Linked DNA regions of Homo sapiens: region 2 is linked to region 1. Evidence: read pairs that join two places in POLR2A ChIA-PET (ENCODE). Cell type or tissue: IMR-90. All regions are shown on one strand. Each heading gives the region's core, and the rest is flanking DNA. Links, peaks and the distances in the headings are about the cores only.

Region 1 (4,397 bases), core at 174-4,173:
CTTATAAGCTCTGAGTGAAAACTCCACTGTGAGAGCAAGCCAAGCCTTAAAGTAGTGAACGTCTTCTGTCCCAGAAATATCAAAGATGGTTTGAATGATCAGCCCATTCATTTGTTCATTTATTCTGTCACTTATTTATTCATTCAACAAATCTGTATTGATCATCTACTGTATCCTAGGCAGGGTGATATGTTCTAGGGATACAGAGGTGAAAGATGAAGCTTGCCTTTAGTGAGCTTGCATTCCAGGGGATTATCTCTTGAAGAAACACTGCTTCTAGCGTTCAATTTCTGAATCCAATCTGAGACTGCAAACAAAGAATAAGTGAGAGGCCAGGCACGGTGGCTCGCACCTATAATCCCAGCACTTTGGGAGGGCGAGGTGGGTGGATCGTCTGAGGTCAGGAGTTCAAGACCAGCCTGGCCAACGTGGTGAAACCCTGTCTCTACTAAAAATACAAAAATCAGGCCGGGCGCGGTGGCTCACGCCTGTAATCCCAGCACTTTGGGAGGCCGAGGCGGGCGGATCACGAGGTCAGGAGATCGAGACCATCCCGGCTGAAACGGTGAAACCCCGTCTCTACTAAAAATACAAAAAATTAGCCGGGCGTAGTGGCGGGCGCCTGTAGTCCCAGCTACTTGGGAGGCTGAGGCAGGAGAATGGCGTGAACCCGAGAGGCGGAGCTTGCAGTGAGCCGAGATCCCGCCACTGCACTCCAGCCTGAGCGACAGAGCGAGACTCCGTCTCAAAAAAAAAAAAAAAAAAAAAAAAAAATCAGCTGGGCATGGTTGTGCATGCCTGTAGTCCCAGCTACTCAGGAAGCTGAGGCAGGAGAATCACTTGAACCCAGGAGGTGGAGGTTGCAGTGAGCCAAGATTGCACCACTGCTCTCCAGCCTGGGTGGCAGAGTGAGATTCTGTCTTAAAAAAGAAGGACACTTTGGGAGGCCGAGGCGGGCGGATCACGAGGTCAGGAGATCGAGACCATCCCAGCTGAAACGGTGAAACCCCGTCTCTACTAAAAATACAAAAAATTAGCCGGGCGTAGTGGCGGGCGCCTGTAGTCCCAGCTACTTGGGAGGCTGAGGCAGGAGAATGGCGTGAACCCGAGAGGCGGAGCTTGCAGTGAGCCGAGATCCCGCCACTGCACTCCAGCCTGGGCGACAGAGCGAGACTCCGTCTCAAAAAAAAAAAAAAAAGAAGGAAAGACAGACAGACAGACAACAGACAGAAAGAAAGAAAGAAAGAAAGAAAGAAAGAGAAAGAAAAAAGAATAAGTGAGAATATCTGTGGATGAAGGCAGCCATGATGATTCATACACATGAACACAGAGCTCACACACATGAACATTCACTGGCTGAGCAAGAGCTGGATGAACAATTCTGGTAATGCCTAATTAAAAGTGTGAATTAAAGACAGTTCTGCCAGTGACCAGCATAGTCCTGTACTCCTAATGCACAGCAGTAGGAGTTGTGAGCTTCATAGGAATAACTTTACAGTGATCACTTGATTTTATTTATTTATTTATTTTAGACAGGTTCTCACTCTGTTGCCCAGGCTGGAGTGCAGTGGTACGAACACAGCTCACTGCAGTCTCAACTTTCTGGGCTCAATTGACCCTTCTGCCTCAGCCTTCTGAGTAACTGGGACTACAGGCACATGCCACCTTGCTGGGCTATTTTTTGTATTTTTTGTAGAGATGGGATTTTGCCATGTTGCCCAAGCTGGTCTTGAACTCCTGGGCTCAAGTAATCTGCCCACCTCAGCCTCCAAAAGCGCTGGGACTACAGGCGTAAGGCACTGTACCCGGGCACAGCCATCACTTTAAACATCAAAATGCTCCTCAACCCCCCATGGCTGCAGACCTTACGCACAGCTACAAAGCTCTTCCACTTCAACTAGCTCTAAGAAGTGTTTTAGGAAATGTATGAAACATTATGTGTCTCTAGACTTTTGTGTGCTTTATCCATTTGCCTGAACTTGAAACAATTTCATTAGTATCCTTCCCATACTTGGATAAAGAGCTTCATGAGATTTTTATTTGATATGCTTGTGGACTGTAATATGACAGAGCTTGATTCATATAGCATGGGATCAGCAGCAGGTCTTTGTGAAGCCAGCAGTGGGAGCTTTGGTTAATCAGTGCCTCATAAAGGCTTTGGGCTCCTAGGTGAGGGTCGGAGGGGTATATGGGGGAGGAGAGGAGGGCAAGAACAAGGAGAAATAATCCAGAAATGCCACAGATCAAATTTCCTTTTCTTGCTTTTTGCCCTTCTTTGGTGAAATAACTCTGCAGTGAAGACCAGATATACCCAGATTGTGTTTGTAGTTTGTAGTTTGGCCATTCGACTATGTATTGGTCTTACCAGCAATCTGTATCAGTTAGCTTTGCCCACAAAAATGCTGCATAACAAACACTCACAAAATCTCAGCAGCACACAACTTCAAGCATTCACTTTGCTCACCCTTTTAGGGCCAGCTGTGAGCCAGCAAATCTAGGGTGGGCTCTGCTGGGCTTTTCAGCTCTACCCTATGGAGCTCTCATTCTCCTACTGGCACCACCAGGCTAGACCAGGCATCTTAGTGATGGCAGAAGTGCAAGAAAAGAAACCCCAGTGTGCAAGTGTGCAAGCACATTCCAAGCGGCTGCACCCTTCATGTCCACTGATATCCCCTTGGACAAGGCAAGTCACAAGACTGAGCCCAGAGTCAGGAAGGGACACACACACCACCACAGCAGAGGGCCCTGCAAAGTTATGTGGCAAAATTGTAGGTGTATAATCCCATTTCTGGGAGGTAGTGCAGAGCCAGCTACTAGTTCAGTCTGTCACACCATCTTTGGCCATGTAAGTCATTAGGCTGAAATTGAGTGCCTCATTCAGTTCTTTGGCTCACTGAAGACAGCAATGATGTCTCACAGGGTGGCAGTGAACATCAATAAGATATGCATGCTATGCTTTGTCAGCTGAAGATGTTATTCCAGCAGGGAGCCAAGAAGCTCTTTAAGCCTCCATTTTATTATGTGCAAAAGATAAATTATTACACCTAAAACATTCTATTATTACTGTTCAAAGAGCTCTAGTCAACTTTCCTAATTCACACAGCAAAGAAATGACTGAGCTAGGATTTGAATCCAGATCAGTTTTACTCCTTTTTTTTTTTTTTATGGGAAGCAATAGAAAGGTGGTGTCCATGTTTTCTATATGTGTAATTTCTCCAACCACAGAATGCAGCAAAAGTAATGAGGCAGGATTTCTGAGGCTGGCTCATAAAAAGCTCTACAGCTTCTACTTGTTTCTTCTCCCCTACGCCCACCCACTTGCCCTAGGCCACCATGTTGTGAGGAAGCCCAAGCCACATGGAAAGCCTGTATGTAAATAAAAGATCCTTCAGATGATTCCATCTCTTATGCTTAGGGTCTCCCAGCTGATACCCTAGATACGGTGGAATGAAACAAGCTGGCCCCTCTGAGCCTTGTCAGTATTCCTGACCCACAGAAACTCTGAGAAGTAATAAATGATTGTCATTGTTTTAAGCCACTAAATGTTGGAGTAATTCATTCTACTGTTATAGATACTTATAGCATTCCTGGAACCCTGTGAGAATACATGAGAATTCTGGCATGTGTGTGAGAGAGCTTACAAATGCACGACATCTTTATTCCTTGAGTCGTCATTTACCAAGTATCGTATGTTGAAAGGGCCACATGTTTATCTTGAATAAGGGACCCCTTGAGAGAGAGTCCAGTCCCCATGCTGGTTCTGCTTGTCATCTCCAGGCAGCCCTTATCTGATGGCCATGACTCATCTTCTAAAATATTATGAGTTTTCTATTGCTGCCGAGTGGCTTAGACACACAGGCATTATCTTACAATTCTGTAGGTCAGAACTCTGATGCAGAGCTCACCAGGCCAAACCCAAGGTGCTGGCAGGGCTGCGTTCATTTCTGTGGGCTCTGGGAGGATCTGTTTCCTTGCCTTGCCCAGATTCTACAGGCCACCTGCATTCCTTGGTGGTGGCCCCTCCCTCCCTCTATTTCAAAGCCAGCAAAGGTGAGTTGTTTTCGCATCACATCACTCTCCTTTGCCTCCCTCTCCCACTTTTCAGGACCCCTGTGATGATACAGAGCCCACCTAAATAATCCAGGGTGATCTTCCCATCTCAAGGCCATCTGCAACCTGAATTCCCCTTTGTTATGTACGGTCACATACCCATAGGTTCTAGATATGAGGACATGGACATCTTGGGTGGGGAATGCCATTCTGCCTGTGACACGTTGATAAAATCTTGCCACTGTCCCACATGCATTTCCTGTTGACTATTTGGGGTTGTCAGGTGTAATAGTAATTGTCTTTTGTTTTTGTTTTTTAACAATGGGGTGTCACTTTGTTGCCCAGGC
Region 2 (4,397 bases), core at 255-4,254, 220 kb after region 1:
TTTGCCACGTTTCTCCACTGTCAAGTTACTCCCCACCTCCCGTTTTAATACTGGACTCTTTAGAAGGAAATCACCAGGTGTGGCCCATACTTAAGAAGTAAGGAGTTATGCTTCTCCCATCTGAGGGCAAAATATTTATACAAATCATTTGGAATTCATCTCAGAAGATTTGTCTATACTCATTTATTTATTATTAATTAATTAATTTATTTATTTTTTGAGCCGGAGTTTCACTCTTGTTGCCCAGGCTGGAGTGCAGTGGCGTAATCCCGGCTCACTGCAACCTCTGCCTCCTGGGTTCAAGCAATTCTCCTGCCCCAGTCTTCCAGGTAGCTGGGATTACAGGTGTGTGCCACCATGCCCAGGTAATTTTGTATTTTTAGTAGAGACGGGGTTTCTCCATGTTGGTCAGGCTGGTCTCGAAGTCCTGGCCTCAAGTGATCCACCCACCTCAGCCTCCCAAAGTGCTGGGATTACAGGCGTGAGCCACCACACCCATTACTTTATTTACCCATTCAATCGTTTATTTGTACCTTTATGAATTCATGGACATTTATTTTATACTTGGGTTATAGTCCAATATCACTGTATTTTCTTCTCAAATTATCCTAGCTTGGGTCATTGGGAGCTCTTTCCATTGGCTCCTGTGTCCCTTTGATGTTTCCTGTTGTTGTAGTGTGTGTGCTTGCATGCATGTGCATGTGTGCATGTATGTGCGTGTGTGTGCATGCGTGTGTTGTTTGAGCTTCCTTACCTTCTGGTACTATAAGAAGTTCTAGGCTTGTCTTCTATATTTCCTGCTCCAGTCCTAGAATCAGCCATTTCTCCAAGGAGCCCTGATTCCTTTCACTGAATAGTGGGATTGGAAACTAAGATCTGGCAGTAGCGAGTGATCATTGTTCCTGGAGTGTCATTGTTTCTAGGCTCTCTTAGCTGAAAGAATGAGGAAATACATGCATGTGGCTCATTCTTTGTATAGCTGCTTATTATTCTATTGTATGTATGTGCCAGAGTTTACTGAACCAATTTCCTGGGTTCAATAGATTTGTTTTTGCTTGGACATTTTGGTAGTTTCCAATGTCTTGCTATTAGAAACAATGCTTCAGTGAATAACCTTGTGCATCTGTATTTTCATATTGTTGGAGGTAAATCTTGGGATAAATTCCTAGGAGTTGCTGAGTCAAAGCCCAGATGCATTAGGTAGATCTTTTGGATATTGCCAAATTCTTTTACATAGGGGTTGCACACAGAATTTGGATATTGCCAAATTCTTTTTCATAGGGGTCACAACAGTCATTAATCAGCTATGATTAAGTATCATAGCTGTGATAATTAATTTTCTGTGTCAACTTGGCTGTACCACACAGGGTGCCCAGATACTTGGTCAAGCATTATTTGGGGCATTTCTGCAGGGATCTCTTTGAACAAGATGAATACTTACATTTGCCTTCCCACTAGCAATGCATGGTAGGAATGTTTGTTTCCCCACAATTTTGTCAACAGAGTGTATTGTCAGGCTTGTAAATTTTTGCCAATCTGATGGGTGAGAAATGGGTTCAGGGGCTACACAATTCTCATGGAAGGTCTTAGGCTTTCCAAACTAATAGCTGGCAACAATAAGCTAAGACAAAGGAATCTGAAGGCTTAGGAATGAAGTAAAGAAAATCCCTCTCCTGGGCTCCATTCTTACAGAGTTTTAAGAATGCTACAAATAAAATAAATTTAAAAAATAAATGAAGATAGAAAAGAGAAAAAAGGAATAACACAGAAATAGATCATTTCAGTTCACATGTTCTCAAGCAGAACTAAGATTCTGAACGATGACTCACAAACCCCAAAGAAAATCTGCTTCTTAATAGATGTATTACAACCCATGTGGCAATGTGTGATAACTAGTTCTTTGTGGTTACCTGTGACCAAAATCTAACTTCCTTCAAGGCTCTTTCTCTTTCTGCGGCTGGCCACTGAGGTTGCGGCAGTGTTGCAGACACCCACAGCTTTTGTTTTACAATTTCTCTGGCATTCCAGGTTATGGTACAACATCTCTAGAAGTTAATCCTCACTGGTCAAACTATATTCTTTCCATTGCCCGGGTTTTTTAAACATGAAACAAAGAATTCAGAGGAATTCCTTTTTCTCCCAGGAGGAAGCGTTCCTAATAAAGACCCAGTTGTATCAAAAGTAGGAAGGAAATATTACCTTAAGTAGCTTTAAGTTGGCACAAAAGAAGAAGCTGCTAGTAAAATAATAGCAGCAGCTGGCCTTAAATGTTGGTTTAGTTTTTCAAATAATTCTCCCTGCTGTCTCATTAGAGGATCCCCCTCCTCTATCTCTAGTGAGGTAGGGGAAACGGCACATTATCCCATCGTACAGATGAAGAAAGAGTTGGTGTGGGTGGAATAGGAGCTTCTGCTCCAGCGAGAGAACTGGGATGCGTGTTCTAGTCTGCACTCCCTTTGACTCAGAAATGGAATACAGTTGTTGAAAAAAAAGCCCAGGGGTCAGAAAATAGAGCCTTGTCCCTGTGTGACATCAGCAAGTTGTAGAACTGTTTCAGTCTCAGTTTCTTTGTCTCCCACAGGGGGAGAAAATATAGACTCTAGGACTCTGTAACGGAGGTCAAGGCACACACATATAGAGACATGTTAGTCTTGTTCTACCAGGCTATTATTCATTTAATCATCCATTCACTGAATACCTTTTGACTGTCAAAACTAGATTACAAGTTGCTGGGCTTGGAGTTGTGGAGAGACCCCCCGTTGGCTGTTATGAAGGCATACTCCCCCCATGATGCCGAGACCAACCACACACGAACTTGGTACCACACCCTCCAAATTCTACTCTGGCAGACAGAGAATTGCTCAAGTCATGGGCAAAACTCCCAAATGTCCTATTTTTCAATTCTCTGATTTACCTTGCTGGATTTACCCAGGCCTAGGAAGATATTTCTCCATTTCCAAGCTGAGATTTTATGTTTTTAGTTGAATATTATCTTCTCACTCTTTCTGGAGAAAAATTAAGTGCTGCATACCTTAAAAAGTTTACAATATTTGACCATGAATGAATGGATTGTTGACATACTCTGTGGCAAAGAAAAATGTCAGTTAAATTTGGATAGTAAGGCATTTTGTAGACCACTAGAACCCTAGGATTGAAAAGAGCTTCCATTGTCTTTTAGTACCAAGTTCCACTGGGTGCATCTTTTACAGGATCTTAAGATGAGTCTTTGGTGGGTGCCACTGGAAAGATCAAGTGATTATTCAGCAGGTGTATCCACTTAGCAATGCCCAAAACTGGATTCGCACATGCAAGGACAAAACCACTATGGTGCTTCCAAGGTGCGGCATTTAAAAAGAAATGTAGGCAGGGTGCAGTGGCTCACACCTGTAATCCCAGCACTTTGGGAGGCCAAGGCAGGTGGATCACTTGAGGCCAGGAGTTCAAGACCAATCTGGCTAACCTGGCAGAACCGCATCTATACTAAAAATACAAAAATTAGCCAGGTACGCTGGTGCACGCCTGTAGTCCTAGCTACTCGGGAGGCTGGGGCATGAGAATCACTTGAGCCTGTGAGGCAGAGGTTACAGTGACCTGAGATCACGTCGCTGCACTTTAGCCTGGGAGACAGAGTGAGATTCTGTATTGGAAAACACCAACAACAATAACAACAACAAGATAAAAAGAAATGTGTTGAACTAATGAAGTTTTTATGAGCCTGGGAAGAATGGATTTATTAAAAGTCAGAAATAAGATTAAACACATCAGATAGAGTAATTAGCTTCTGAGAAGCAGAAAAACTATACTGTGTAGTTCCATTCATTGGTTAAGGGTGGAGGAGAAACTGAGTTATTTATAAAACAATATTTTGATTTTCACAAAGTTCGCTGTCCATTTAAAGAAAACTAAAAACAAAGCAGGGGTATTGGAGAAAATAGGGTAAAAAATTTCAAAAGTTAAATTATGGTTGAAATAAAGTTTTAAAGTAGTTTTTAACCAGTGGAAGAAAATATGTCATTTGTTAGTTTATAAAAGCAGAAGAGGAATAAACATAAATAATGATGATAAATATAAACCTTCTAAGTGACAATCTGTTAATCGTGGATATATGTTTAGCCAAGAGAAGAAAAACAAACTGAAAACATAGAAAAGCCACCTTTAAAGTAGTATCTGAGAAGTGGAAACGCAGAGAAACAACTAGGAGATCTCTCTGTAACCCTTCAGTGACTTCGGAGGAGGCAAGAATTTTTGGTATGAAGCATTTTGTAACAGGAAGTTGAAAGAATGCCTACATTTTCCTCTTTAGACTCAGAATGTAAACAGATTTCCTGCCATCATAAACTGTAGCAACTTCCCTTTGAGAGTCTCCAATTCTGGACCCAGGCCTCAAGGAGGCCGAT

What was found. Peaks named below come from ENCODE experiments on the same cell type or tissue, not always from the same donor. Only the 100,000 strongest peaks of a DNase experiment are listed, where the experiment ranks them.
Region 2: POLR2A ChIA-PET joins it to region 1 with 6 read pairs; 2 of 35 experiments call an interaction of 5 or more read pairs at or near these places.

The regions. Positions count from the first base shown.
Region 1 is chr2:235,484,931-235,489,327 of GRCh38, reverse strand. No RefSeq gene overlaps it. Among named protein-coding and RNA genes, the nearest start is that of AGAP1, 6.9 kb to the left of the region's middle. In IMR-90, for the core only: no CTCF peak of the experiment used is centred there; no DNase peak of the experiment used is centred there; H3K27me3 peaks cover 1,124 bases.
Region 2 is chr2:235,268,663-235,273,059 of GRCh38, reverse strand. LOC105373940 (a long non-coding RNA gene) reads right to left here and starts at 2,443. Exons shown (of 3, transcript XR_924009.1): 1 at 2,200-2,443; 2 at 755-933. In IMR-90, for the core only: no CTCF peak of the experiment used is centred there; a DNase peak (open chromatin) is centred at 1,849; H3K27ac peaks cover 962 bases.